Regions from separate parts of the Homo sapiens genome. Here regions 1 and 2 are each linked to region 3. Evidence: read pairs that join two places in POLR2A ChIA-PET (ENCODE). Cell type or tissue: Panc1. All regions are shown on one strand.

Region 1 (5,000 bases), 97 kb after region 3:
GTCTGAGGTCTTCACTGGTGAACCCCCAGCCCGCCTGGTCTGTGGCATCCCAGCCCCTGCTGCAGCCTGCCCACAGCCCTCAGCCCAGCCTGCTTCAGCAGCAGCTCATCCTGGGAGAACGCAGCCTGGCTCTCAGCCAGTTCACCTCCCACAAGAGCCAGGGGGCTGCGCTGGGCCCAGTGTCAGGTTACCACAAAAATAACAGTGGGCCTGCCTAAACCACGCATGCGGGCCAAGTGTAGGAGGGAAGTGCCCCAGAGGTGAGAAAGAGCAGCTCAGGAGAAGAAAAAAAAGGAAGACCTTTGAACATGTGTCAAAGAGGACTTGGTTTTTAAGAAAAGAACATTAAATTCATAACTACACTCAATACCGCCACTACAGCTTCTTCAGTACCTCATTTAGTACCTAATCAGGGTAACATATTTATATTATACTTAACTCTAAATATGCTTTTAAAAATATTATTTTAGGACAAGACGGGGATGAAGTTTTCTTTAGTTTGCTTATTTAATACCATTTATAAGTCAGATTTGGGTCAATGAAGGTTTTAACAAGTATTCCCACTGAACAAATTCCTAATATTACTCAGCTTTAATTTTCTCAAAACTAAATCCAAACATGTCGAAGCTAATTAGGTTTATGTAGAAGAGGTAGGACTTCAAGGGGAGGGAAAAGGCTAATAAAAAGCATTTATTCATTATTTTTTCTTCTTCCCTAAAATGAAATCAAAGTTCATTCCCGTGCTACTCTCGTGCAAGAATGCTGCTAGCTTGATGTGCTCTGGCCCAGCCTGGATATTTCAAATAAAGTTAACTTCAATCACTGTAGGGAGTTAGGAGGGTATTGATTCTCCATCCATTGTTCTTTCATCCTGGTTTACTCCACACACAATGCCTCTTTAATTTGCTCCTAGCAACTGTTTTATGAGTGGGTGGGTACAGGCCCAGCTACAAGAAAAGATGCACTTCCTTAAGCCAGGCAGGTAAGCCTCAAGACCAGGCCATCCACTGGGTGGAATGGGTTTCCCACTGTAATCCCGTACGTGCAAAAGAAGCTGTGAATGCCTTGGCAGGAGAAGACAGAGCCAACTCTAACAGGCACATTTAGATTCCCAACCTGAAGGTGGTGAAAGGTAGATGGACAAAAAAATTCTAAGCAGAAAAATATGGGCTAAGTTTTTTTTTTTAACAATTAATTTTGATGGGGAAAAGGTTCTCAATTGTCACCTTATTTTGCAGTTATTGATTTATATTTCATTTTACAATATCAGGGTTGCACGTATTATAAGACACAGCCGTATTCTGAACAAGACTCCACTGCAAACAGTCCAAAAAAAAAAAAAAAAACCCCTTAAAATGACAATTTTAGAGGCAGCCAGACCAGCAGTTGACATGCAGACAGGCAGCGATTCTGTGTTTTTAAATTTTTTTTAGCTTTTCAGAAACAGCCCTCTCCCAATCAAATTGATCAAAAATTTCATAGAAGAACTTATCACCAGTGGAGTGTGAGTCCTGAAAATTTAAAATAATACCGAATAAGTAGTGAAATTCACTGTAGTTTCATTCTGTCTTTAAAAGCAGCCAAAGTCTAGTTTCCAGAAGAGAGGATCTCATTCACCTTGCTACTCCTAGTGTGGCCAGAATTGACACAGTTCATGCAGGGCACATCACACCGTGCAATTATCAACCAGCATTGACACTGCTAAAAGATCTTTAATAATCCTGGTTTTTACCATAAAAGCTCTCATTATTATCCCAGCTCTCTTTGCTTGTTCAGCGTGCCTGGTCACTTACAGGAGGATGAGAAAAAACCGTAGACTCGACTCATCTTTCCCCAGCAGTGTCTCCCAGGGAGCTGTTCATGTCTCTGCAGAGCAATGCCACCACACTCCCTGACCAGGTTTAAAATTAGCCGAGCCCTGGAGAGCCACAGGTAACCTTCCGACAAGGTTAGCCAGCAGAGCAGAGCACAGCTCAGGGAGGGACATTAATAAGAAGCCAAGTAGAACCTTTCAACAAGCCCATTAGGGCCTCTCAGAACCCGTGCAGTCTGGAAGCCTGGGGGAGCCAGGTGCCTCAACGCGAGGAGGCTGACCTAGGCCTCTTATTTTTATCCCACCGAGTCAGCAGCTTTCTTTACAAGAGATAAATACAACCTCCAAATGTGCTTCTCCAAGTTTAAATCCAACATGTTCACCCACTCACTAATTATACAATAATTTTTAAATTTTTAATCGGGTTTTTAAAAATATTTCTGGAACACCTCTAGTTATAAAAGTTAATACCCATAGATGACCAAAAGTGGAACATATAGAAACATCCACAAAGAAAATTAACTTTACCCATATTCCACCATCAAATAATAATCAGTGCTACCCATGCATTTTGATGTCCTTTCTTACACTAATTATTCCTTACAGCTTTAGGTTTTTATTGCCCACCTAACATTTCACAGTCAGAAATAGTTCCTGAGTCCTGAAAACTTCTCTGTGTCTGTGATTTTTAAGAGGTACATAATATTCTGGGGGGTGGATATGCTATTATTTAGCTCTTTTCTCATGCTTGGACATTTAGATTTTGCCCAACTTTTCACTGTTGTAGCAAACATCCTTGTAATCATTTCTCAAGGACAGATTCCTAGCCTACAGTCAAAGAGCAGAAAAATTTCAAGGCCACCGATAGACTGGGGACCTCATGAAGACAGAGGCTGTGCGCCTCTCACACTGTATACACAGTATTTTCTGAAAAAAAGGACATGTCTCAGTGCTTTCTAAATAGCCCTAAATTCTAATGTGACACTGTCCAAACGCCTTTGGGGATAATCTGGCCTAGCGCAACTAAAGTTTTCTCAGCAATGAATTAAAGATGACAAGTGAAGAATCTATCAACACCTCTGAACACCTGCCAGTTTCAGACACTCTCCCACACCACCTCCAGTACCCGACTGGTACAACTATACTGGTTGTTTAAAATACTGAAATACTTCCATAACAGCGTGTAAAGAGTCAGTGCTCCAAAGCCCCAGTGAATGCTCTGTCCCCTTCGTAGTGTCCCAAGGTCTCCTCACTATTCAACAAGGATAGGTGTCCGGCAAATCAAGGGGCCTGCAGTGTAGTTTCTACTGTGCCAATGCCCTTCTGGACTGGCTGTTAAATATTTTCAATACCACCCCGTTCATGGGTAACCTTCTCCCCCACCTTAAATCTGTTTCATTTGTCATACAGGCAACTTTTAAAATCTCAATTGCCATCACTTCAACACTATTTCTTAAATTCACCAGACTCCCTAATATTTTAGTTGTGAAACCAAAAATTAACAGTTATTAGGAAGCAATTACCAAGATGCCTAGCAGGGGGCTGTTTCTGCTAAGTTATTCTCTACAAAGCATAGTGAGATGGGCTGGACAAAGATGAACTCCATAATCTTAAGATTCATGAACCTAGTTCTAATACTAATTATATTGGTTCCCCAAGGATAAAAGCTATCTGCTTAAATCACAGGAGACTTTGAGGAACTTTCAGATCATTAATCAGATTCTCATCAAAAATACTGAAATACTAAAGTCTGGGGATAAGAGAAGAGTTAGGTCCTGCCTACCCTATGCCCAGGCCACCCTCGTATTGGTTTACCTGTAATATTAATAAAAGCAACATTTATTGAGTGCTGTCAATAAGCTCGACATATATTGCTTTGAATTTAGAAGTATGATCTCTACCTTTACCTCTCTTTGCTAAACTAAGCCCTTTTCTGCGGAGGGGAACAGATAACTAGTATGTGGATCAGAGTTTCATTTCTTCTAAATGTTTTTGTCTATCTTCTATCAGGGATGCCAAGGCAAGAACACCAGCCAAGAAAGAGAAGGACAAACAAGAGGTCTCTATAATCAGACTCTGAAAACCAAGAAGGTGCTAGCCTGGACGTATTACAGCACTGCCCAGCCCCACCGCTGGACCACGGGCCACTCTGGAATCAGCTCAAAGACAATACCCTCCCACATCTCCATTACAGAAGAATATACTCCAAATTCCAGGCCACTTATAAGAGCTGGAGGCTGAGCTATGGCTTCTTTGCCAAATCACTGAGATTCTAATAGATGGCAAAAGTTTAAGGAAATACACCTTGTATCAGTAAATAAAATTAATATTCACAGCTAATATTTACTTGACACTATGTGAGGAGTAGGAGTCAAGACTTTCCTTTTTTAAAGTTTTATTTTTGAATGATAAATAATAGTTGTATATGTTCATGGGGTACAATGTGATATTTCCATACATGTATATATTGTGGAATGATCCAATCTGATGAATTAACATATCCATCACCTTCAATAGGTATCATTTCTTTGTGATAAGAACATTTAAATTCTTCTTTTTGCCATTTTGAAATATACCATAATTATTATTAACTACAGTCACCATGTTATGCACCAGAATTTATTCCTCCTAAGAGAAACTTTGCACACTTTGATCAAGCTCCCCTTTCCCTACCCACCCTCTCACCCCCAAAACCTCTGGTAACCACCATTCTACTCTACTTTTTATGAGTTTGACTTCTTTAGAGTCCAGAACTTTACTTTTATTATTTCACTTCATCCTCATCACAATTACAAGAGGTAGAAATATTACTATCTCTGTTATTCAGATAAATAAAATGAAGTTTAGAAATATTATTTGTCCAGAATCATGTCACTAGTCAGTGGTCAAGGTGAAATTCAAACCCAGGTTCATCACACCTTGAACTCAAAGTCTAAATGTATTTGTGAGACAGTAAGCCTCCCATCACTAGAGGTAATCAAAGAATAGCTACAAGACCTCTTAAAACAGTCATGCTGTAAAGGGGACAGGAGACAGATGAAGATGTCAAGAAAGGTGCATTCCAACCTCTGATCTATGGTGGGTGAAAAGAAACTGCCTACTGTGTGCTGGCTCTGTATCAGGTGCTTGTGGGACATAAGGAGCAGGCCAGGCCCTCTAAACAAAGTGTAAACACAATTAAAGCTGA
Region 2 (5,000 bases), 91 kb after region 3:
GGAGATGGAGTAAATGGAATTCTCAAAGAACTGATGAGAGCGCAAATTGGTACAATCATTCTGGAAAACTCTTTGGCAATATCTACATACCAAAACTGATTATATGCATACCTCCTGATTCAGCAATTCCAAATCCCAGGTAGAGATGCTAAAGAAATGCATGCCTATGTTCACCAAAAGACAGGTATAGGAATGTTTATATTTTCATTGTTTGTAACAGACAGAAACAGCCAAATTTTTATTAACAATAGGACATATAAACTATAGTATAATCAGGCTGGGCGCTGTGGAACACATCTGTAATTCCAGCACTTTGGGAGGCCGAGATGGGCAGATTGCTTCAGCGCAGGAGTTGAGAGCAGCCTGGGCAACATAGTGAGACCCTATCTCTACAAAAAAAAAAAAAAAAAATTAGCTGGGTGTTGGTGGCGCATGCCTGTAGTCCCAGCTACCCCAGAGGCTGAAGTAGGAGGATCACCTGAGCCCAGGCGGTCAAGCTGTAGTGAGCTGTGATCACGCCACCGCACTCTGGCCTGAGAGAGTGTGAGACACTGTCTTAAAAAAAAAAAAACTGTAGCATATTCATAAAATAGAATGGTATACAGCTGTACTGTCCAATGCAGTAGGCACTAGACACATTTGTGAATTTAAATGTAAATTAATAAGATTAAAAATTCAGTTGTTCAGTCACACTACTTGTATCTCATGAGCTCAATATTCACAAGTGGCTAATGGCTACTGTGTCATACAGCACAGACAAAAATCATTTCACAGCCACAGAAAGTTCTATGGGACAGCAATAGAATATAAATAAATGACAACTGCAAGTAACAACATGGGTGAATTGTACCAACGCAATATTGAGGAAAAAAAAGATACAAAGAAATATATACTATACTGTCTGCGTCCGTTCATACCAAGTTCAAACACTAACGAAATTCATCTACGTTATTAGAAGTCAGGGTAGCAACCACCCTTTAGGGTTGGGAGTACTGACTGGAAGGCAGCGTGGGGAGGCTTAGGAGGTTCTGGTCATGTCAGTGCAGATCAATAGATCAATGGCTCTGGATGCCAATGCATTCAAATGGAAAAACACAAGGGACTCAATATTGATGATGTGTGTGCCCTTTTCTGTATGTAAGTTGGACTTCAATAAAAATTATTTTAAAAAAAAAGAAAGAAATGAAAAAAAAAAAAAAAAAAAACTGCCCTGTTTCAGTGCCTTTCTGATTCCAGTTACCTTAGAGAAAGATTATTCCAGGAGCTCTGAATACATTTGCCTTTTTTGAATTATGCTTTGATGTGCTGCCATCAGCATATGAAGGGTTATTAGAAGAAACAGCCAATGGGATTTGTCTCTAGAGTGAATGCAAGGATGTGGAAGACGCTGCTCATCACGTCACACAGACTGATCTTTACAAAGATCCCAAAGGAAAGTTCTACAGCAAACAAAACACAATGTGTTTTTTACCTCGTGGTCAAGCCATTGGCCTTTCCTTTACTCAGTAGCCACCAAAGTGCACTGAGCCACACTGGCAGGCCCCTCAGAGAGTGCTCAGAGGTGGTTTTGGTCGGCAAGTTTGGTTTCATTCCTAAGTCCACATTTAGTCTTCACCTCTATCCTCTTCTTTTTCTCCATTCTTTCTCCCACCTTCTATTTATGCTATTTTACAGTCTTGCATGCTGCCTTAAAATGATTCTGAAACATGATAGGGTATAAATATGAAAGGGAAAGTTTCTGTTTTCTAATTATCTGTTTCAATTTAATGTGGTAAAAGCATTTACTGAGAGCCCCTCCCACCCCTGTCCCTTCAGCCATATGTCCCAAGCACTGGATATGGAGATAAAGATACCACATTCCCTGTCCTCAACAAGCACCCTCTCCAGCAGCGAGACAAATAAGTACACATACCTGCAAGACTTCAAGCCCCTCCACTGGGAAGCCTGACCTGGCCTTTCCCCACTCCTCTGTGTTCCCACAGGTAGCACCTTTGCCAGCCAGTACAAATGAACTGAACTCACTCACCGCATAGGAATGATTTGTTTATGCGTCTCTCACCTTTGAGGATTTGTGAGATCTTTAAGGTTTGGGCCCATGCCTTTAGTAATTTTTCCTTTTTTTTTTTTTTTTTTGAGTCAGGTTGGAGTACATACAGTGGCATGATCACAGCTCACTGCAGCCTCAGCCTCCAGGGCTCAAGCCATCCTCCTGCCTCAGCCTCCCAAGTAGCTGGGACTACAGGCACATGCTACCATGCCCAGCTAATTATTTCGGTTTTTTGGCCTCACTATGTTGCCCAGGCTCATTTCAAACTGCTGGCCTCAAGCGATTCTCCTGCCTCAGCTTCCCGAAGTGCTGGGACTACAGGCATGAACCACCTCACCCAGCCCAGTCATTTTTCTATGTTTGGCATTCAGCAGAATGCCTAGCACATGGCAACTGCTCCCCAAAAAACAGGACTGAATGGTTGCCGGAAATAATGAGTCAATGGGTGAATATGAACAGGTGAATAAATATGTCACCTGATGCAATGGAGGAATCAATAGGGTGCTGATGGAGGAGTTTATTCTGTCTCTCGGATCAATGAGAGTTTCTCAGGGAGGTGGCATTTAGGCTGGTCTGAAAGGCTAATCCAGACTCACAGGCCAAGTATTAGTGGAGGAGATGTGGGGAAGAGAGAGCCAAGCAAGAAAGTAGAAAGGCTAGAGCAGAGGCTGAAAATGTAAGCTGAGTCAATCACAGGGGGCCTCATAGGCCATGACGAAAGGTGGACTGTTTCATACAAAAAGCACGAAAACACCAGAAACACCAGGAGTGTGTGAGCAACTCCTGAAGGTGTACGTGTGTGTGTCTGTCTGTCTGTCTGTCTACTTGGGAAGATAAAGGGTGAAGAACAGAGAATGTTATATATCTGGAATCTGAACTTTTAAATCAAAAGTATTTTCAGTATGGTCCAAGGCCAGGACAGTTCTCTAGATAAACTGAAATACTACAATGTGACGTCTCCCTTCAGTGTTCCAAGTTTATAAAGGTGTGTTTGTTTAAACAACCCAGAGCCATGGGATTAACTCTGCTCGGTACCTGATCACTCAGCCATTCTAATGAATGCTCATCAGACTGTCTTCAAGCACTCAACATACTCCCCTCATCCCTAAAGAGAGGCTGTGAGCTGACAACAGGGTCACACTCGAGCCCAACATGGGAACCAGGCTGCTATGCTTATACAGAGACATGCGTCTGCATTTGGCCAATGTGAAAACACCAACTAATGCCGACACGAGCTAATGCATGAATTTAACCAAAAGCACGCAACACTGCCGGTTCACAAATGTCAACTGGGTCCCAATGATCACCAACACAAGCAAGTCCCCACCCTTTAAACGACAAATATAATCTTCCATTTAATGATGACATGGTGATGGAGCAGATGCAAAACAGGTCTCTCACATTGAGATGCAAATTCAGGGGCCAATTAAAGCCCCACCCGCACCCCATCCCAATCCTCAAAATGTAAACCTGGTCCTTGGTTTACATCCAGTTCAAGTTCAGCAAGAGAAAGAATCTTGGCACCTTAGCTGAAGACAGGCTGAGGCAGGATAAGTGAGTAACTACTGTTCCCCCCTCAATTAAACCACTCATTCAAATGAACAAATATTACTGGAGCACCTGCTGTGGGCACAAGACCACTCTAAGCCGTCCACAAGCACTGTAAGGGCATTCAGTGGGGGCAAGACGCCCAGTCCAAGAGAGGTACGGACAGAAAGTCTGATGCGCTCATGTCTGACATCAGGCCTGCGCCTTCTCCTGCCTTCACTTCCCCATGGCCCAGGGTGCTGTGAGCCCTCTCCAGCCAGCAGTCTCCTCCCCCTCCCCTCTGACAAACCCCAGCAAAATGAGTCTGCTGAATTCAGTAAAATATGCAAAGGCCACACCTTGATTAAATCCACATTTTCTACGGGTCCCCAGCACACACACACAAATTTCTTTAGGGAAAAAGGTGGACGGAGTGTCAGGCAGGGGGAATATATTTCCTTCCAAGACTACATCCTTCTACAGATTCTGTTAACCCTGGTAGAGGAACAAGATGAGCTCTCAGCCCCTTAGATTAATTAAAATGTAATCCATTTCCAATTACACGTACAAATGGCCACTAAAGCCCTCCCTCTCAGGGAGACTTCCAGGTGCAGATTCCCTCTCAATCCAACTGCCTAAAGGTGACTCTACGTAGGGGATGTGACTTCAGAAGCCAAAAGTCCCCCACAGGCAAAACAAACCAGCGCAAATCCTCACACACACACAGTTCTGGCACAGTGGGCCCTGACACCATCAACATCACATTGCTGATTAAGGATCTATCTGTAAAAGTCCCCATGAAAATCCAAAAGGATTCCCAGGTCCTGGGAGAATCCCACCGCCTCCTCTCAGAGATGATGTTTCTCAGGTAAACTGGCTGGAGCATAACCCAAAAGGAGGGCCATTATCCTAGGTTCCCCTCCTCCCCTCCTGATCTAAATGATCACCAAGAACGTCCATTTGACCCCCAGTCCCCCTGCCTCCCCTGGATCCCCTCTGCTCCTCTCTACCCCACTAACTTTGCTCCTGTCTCAAGGAAAGGACCGCACCATTTCTGCCTCAGCCCTCTGCCAGAGCTGAGCTGTCCCCCGCCTCCCCACACTCTCGCCACTGCCAACAACCTAGTCCCCAAGCCTGGTTATACGAGATGATATGGGTGGCTTCTTAAACATAGAGATTCCCAGCTTTATGCCAGAAATCCTGAATCAGAATCCCAGGAGACATATTTTTAGCGAGTGTCTCCTACACTATCCCGCAGTCAGAAAGGTTTTCCTAAAATGCAAATAGGACTTTCATCATACACTCACTTGAAGTCATTCAGCAGATCCCCACTCACTCAGGACTGAAGTGCATTATGAGACCCCTGGCCTTTCACACCTGTTCTCAGCCTGCTCCTCCAGCCACCCATCCAGAACCCCAACATTCT
Region 3 (5,000 bases):
GTTTCTGAATATTTAATGTACATTCTTTACAGTTTATATAAATTCAAGTTAAAAGAATCTCCAAAGAAAATAACTTGAATAATTTAGCTATAAGAGGACTTCACAACCAACAAAATGTCATTTTTAAGCAACAAGGTAATTTATAAAGTAAAAGAAAACGGAAATGATCTAATAGGAACATGGGCTGATTATTCCTTTAATATTAGGCTTCGTGGTCAATGGTTGGTTATTTAACCCGGCTCCAGTTTTAATAACAAAAAAGTGACCACAGAAACATCTGATTTTTAAAAAGAACAAGTTTTCAGCGCCATAAATGAGATGCATGCAATTATGGCTGGCAAGACATCAACAATGAAATATTCCATACATGGAGTTATTTCATGTGGTTTTAAAACTTTATTCTTTTCTCTAGACTTTTTAAAACACAAACTGAAAAGTAAAACAAAATAAACAACCAAACCCTGCAGATTTGAAAAGATTTAGCTTTTGTGAATAACAATCCATTAGATTAATATTTTGTCAATGTCACTTGTCACAACAAAAGCAGCAGCATTTATAATTTACTCTAAGACTGGTTTAATTAAAATTCAAAAAACCACAACAAAGCTATATTGAATTTCATTTCCCGCATTGTAATTACTTACTTCGTAGCTGACTATAAACAGTATTTTATTACATCCACAAAAATGCGTTTAAAAACTAACAGTAATTCGTAGACACTGGAAGAACTGAGGGAACAAGTCCTGTCACTTCTACTTTGAATAGAGTGCTACTTTCTACTTTAGTGTGACATAAGGAACGAGGATGCATGATCTTTTCCAATCTGAGGGGATCTATAGATCTGACAACATTACCTACCCTTAGAGCTGGGCTCGGACTCCTTGTGAACACAGATTTGGCAGAGCAAGATCTATGTGCACCCTCCCAAGACCAAGAAAGGGCCTGACTTGGCTCAAATCCAACAATGAGACAATAGAGGCTGCCAGGCATGATGGATGACTTAAAGGACTTAAAACCACCATTTGCATCCTCCCAGATAAACAATTAGCTAGAAAAAAAATTTTTTTTTTCCTGGAAGCAACTTCCAATGCTGTTACTCTGCCTAGCAGAATAGAGTTAGTTTAGTGAAATTAGAACAAAATTTGAAAATGTCTCAGACAAATGTTCTTAAAGTATCTCACTGGAATTAGAAGAAATAAACCATTCATTTTAGATTTTTTAAGTTTAGAATTTTAAAAGTTAGAAAAGGCTTTGATGCTTATAACTCTCTTAAAGTTAGTGTCAGAAGGTTTTCAATATATTTACTTAGTTCATTTTTGTATTCCTTCTTCCTTCATTTGAAATCCATGTAATTCTTAAAGGCAGCATAATAAAAAAAAATTCACTTATTGGACAAGGCAGGCAGGCATAAACACGATTTAAGCATGAAAAAAAGGAAACGGCCTTCAGACATGCTTGCCAGATAAAAATCAGTGGTTCTGAACCTGCATACAAGCAATTTTCTGGAGCTCATGAAGACCCAGGAGAGAATGCTTGAGAAACGACAGAGAAATCTCTTAAAAGTCACCCTGCATTTCTCTAGAATGAATTTACAGGACAGGCTAAGAGTATCTCCGGAAGTTCACCAAGCCTCCATTAATAAATGAGGCAGCAGTGTGGTTTCCGTGGCAACAGACTCCTAACTCCCGCAAGCTTAGTGCACAACTGCCAAAGATTTCTCCTCAAATCTCAACTTCCTGTTTCCAGGTACTGACAAAACCAAACATACTTTTAAGCCCAGGGAAACAGCAACAGTGTAAGGGTTTTCAATAGGTATTCTCGTAACGGTGGTTTGGTCAAAAGTGAGGTGGACTAGGCAGCTCCATCTTGCTGCAGAGATTTGGAGAACACTTTTAAAGGGAGCTAAGAGCCCCCTGAGAACGTTCAGTGAGTTAAATACATTTGCTGTAATATTATAATGTGTTATGACAAGCTATATATCATTATAATAGGTTCCCATGATTCACATTTGCCTGTTTTGTTTTGTTTTGTTTTGTTTTTTTCCTCTGCTCTGTGGAAATGATTTGGGGGTTTGGGTAAGCTTGATTCAGAATTCGGCACATGAGGAAAGCCGACTACATTTCTTTAACATATGTAACCTTGAGGTTTATAGGAGAGGTCACGATACATTTTAAAAGAGACCTTCCCAGACTATTTCATATGAACGGGTAAGTGTGGAAAAGTACAGACGCTAGGAGTCTGCCATTAGCAGTCACTGACTCTAGGTAAAGTTATCAGCCTTTGTGAGCCTCAGTTTCCCCAAAGGTCTCATACCCTATAATGCTATGATACCACGATAAGCCCTAGCTACTTTTACATTCCTTCCAAACACATGCAGAGAACACCAGAAAGCACTAGTGTGCTTCGATTCTCCATCTCCCATTTCCCTCTAAACACTGAAGGAGCTAAGCTACCAGGGTGCAAACTGAAGGAAGATGGCATATCTCCCAAAAAATGCAAGTAGCTGAAAGAAGGGCAGCTACCATGACAGCAGCCTGGAGGGGGAATGTGGAGGGATTCTCAGAAAAGCCAGAGAGAATTCTAAACCAACCCCTCCAAGAACAGCATGAAACCGACATTCCCCATTGAGTTTCCCTTGGAGAAAAATAATCGAGAAAAACTGTACTTATTCTTTATGCTAAGGCAGCGAACACACTTCCTAACCAGCATCCATCCCCACCATCTCAGGAGCTGCACTCACAGCAGACAGAGACTCTCTTAAGCCAGTAGCTTGCTAAGCACCGATTATAGGCATGGCCTGGTGGGGACAGCTAAGAAGACCAAAGGAGGGAAAAAAGACAGCTCTTCTGTACCCACTGAGCTTACATTCTATCCATGGTGTATAAGAGACGCAGGTAGGAAAAGAGGCAGAGCCACAGAGGCTACATATTTTTCAGGATTTCCCTTTTAAATTCTGTTCCTTTTCCCCTTTCACCTATGAATAAATCTGGGTCTGTGTCCCTCTCTGCATCCATAAAATAATGTAACTTCCCACATGACTCACACATGCACTGCCCTTAGCGTATTTTCATGTTAAAAGGCTTTAGCAGACAGTAACAAATTCCTGACAGCTACAACTGATAACTTGAGATGAGAAAAAGTATTCCATTTCAATTTTCAGACAGGTCTGGCTTGGGAACAAACCAGCTGAAGGACAGGGAGGGCAAATTTCCAGTACAACTCTCCCTATAAAAGCAATAAAGTTACTACCAATGGAGAGCAATCAAATATCCACCAGAACTCTGAAAGCCACTGGGTATCTCATCCCACTCCACTCACAGGGGCCCGTGCAGAAAGCCACCATTTGCATATAAACTTCCCTATGAAGTCTATGCCTTAGTTTTTCTACCTCAGAGAAAAATGAGAGGCTTCTGATAGGAATGGGGCCCCTTCAGCCTCGAGAGAAGATCTGCAGAGTTGGGAATATCTATTAACATAGACGGCACTTCCAAACTGCAGGAAGAGCACACAGCCGAACCCCAGACCTAGGCCCCCAGGCTAAGACACGGCCATTTATTTCGTGAAAGTGAAAATGAGTAAAAGTTAAGTGAAAGACTATTACGCAGAAACGATCAACCCCAGTACATGAATTTGGACTGACCTCTTTACAATTTAATTATAGGAGGTTATATTTACCAGCACAACACTGAATATGGCCTCTTAACTCTCACAAGCTTCTCATGGCTTCTTCTGACTCCCCATCCTTACACAACCATTCCATAGTGAAAACATCCATCTCTCAGACTCATCCACCTTCCACCCTTCTTGCCTTGGCCCGATTTCGTTTCTGGTCTTTTTTTTTTCTTTTTTTTTTTTTTTTGAGGCAGAGTCTCGCTCTGTCGCCCAGGCTGGAGTGCAGTGGCGCGATCCAGGCTCACTGCAAGCTCCGCCTCCCGGGTTCACGCCATTCTTCTGCCTCAGCCTCCCAAGTAGCTGGGACTACAGGCGCCCGCCACCACACCTGGCTAATTTTTTGTATTTTTAGTAGAGACGGGATTTCACCATGTTAGCCAGGATGGTCTTGATCTCCTGACCTCATGATTCACCCGCCTCGGCCTCCCAAAGTGCTTGGATTACAGGCGTGAACCACCGCGCCAGGCCCGTTTCTGGTCTCTTAAAGCTGCCTCCGAACTGTTTTCCTTACTTTCCATCTGTTCCCACTCTCACCCTTCCTTAAGGCTACAACCAGAAGGATCTTTCTTAGATTAATGAGTCTTACCACATTACCTTCAATGTGGGCTTTCTATCATATAGTCCCCTACTACACCTAGAATGCCAACTCTTGTTGCTGCCTGCAAATTTCTATTCATCTTTTAATATCCAACTGAAACAAACCCTTCCATTACGCGAAGTTAGTGATTCCCTGGTCGTGCTCCTTACGTTCTGAACCTGCTCTGATAACCCCCGCCACATTCTGGCATCACTTCTTTCCCAACCAACATCTCTACTACTCCCTAAAGTACTACTACACGGCAGGAGCTTTATCCTGTAATTTCTGTTACCTCAGTCCCCAGGACACAGCCTAGCACCTGGGACATAATAACTGTTAACTGAATGGACAGGCCAGAAACATGTGGACAGAGTGGATGCAGTATTTCTTTCTGAAGCTCGTGATCTTCAAAAAGAGCTTTGTTTTTTGTTTGTTTGTTTTGTTTTGAGACAGAATCTCACTCTGTCACCGAGGCTGGAGTACAGTGTCACGCTCTTGACTCACTGCAGCCTCCACTTCCCAGGTTCAAGCAATTCTCCTGTCTCAGCCTCCCGAGCAGCTGGGACTACAGGCGTGCATTACCACACCCGGCTAATTTTTGTATTTTTAGTAGAGACGGTGTTTCACTATGTTAGCCAGGCTGGTCTCAAACTCCTGACCTCAGGTGATCCACTGGCCTCTGCCTCCCAAAGTGCTAAGATTATAGGCGTAAGCCACCATGCCCGGCTCCCAGTTTTTTTTTTTAATAAGT

What was found. ChIA-PET counts read pairs that join two places held together with the same protein. Peaks named below come from ENCODE experiments on the same cell type or tissue, not always from the same donor. Only the 100,000 strongest peaks of a DNase experiment are listed, where the experiment ranks them.
Region 1: POLR2A ChIA-PET joins it to region 3 with 5 read pairs; 6 of 35 experiments call an interaction of 5 or more read pairs at or near these places.
Region 2: POLR2A ChIA-PET joins it to region 3 with 9 read pairs; 5 of 35 experiments call an interaction of 5 or more read pairs at or near these places.

The regions. Positions count from the first base shown.
Region 1 is chr11:12,741,934-12,746,933 of GRCh38, reverse strand. The region is part of intron 2 of TEAD1 (TEA domain transcription factor 1); the gene reads right to left. Among named protein-coding and RNA genes, the nearest start is that of TEAD1, 70 kb to the right of the region's middle. In Panc1, no CTCF peak of the experiment used is centred here; no DNase peak of the experiment used is centred here; H3K27ac peaks cover 300 bases.
Region 2 is chr11:12,748,419-12,753,418 of GRCh38, reverse strand. The region is part of intron 2 of TEAD1 (TEA domain transcription factor 1); the gene reads right to left. Among named protein-coding and RNA genes, the nearest start is that of TEAD1, 76 kb to the right of the region's middle. RefSeq lists a silencer at 3,123-3,417. In Panc1, no CTCF peak of the experiment used is centred here; no DNase peak of the experiment used is centred here.
Region 3 is chr11:12,839,106-12,844,105 of GRCh38, reverse strand. The region is part of intron 3 of TEAD1 (TEA domain transcription factor 1); the gene reads right to left. Among named protein-coding and RNA genes, the nearest start is that of TEAD1-AS1, 81 kb to the left of the region's middle. RefSeq lists an enhancer at 1-321. In Panc1, no CTCF peak of the experiment used is centred here; no DNase peak of the experiment used is centred here; H3K4me3 peaks cover 1,658 bases; H3K27ac peaks cover 3,089 bases.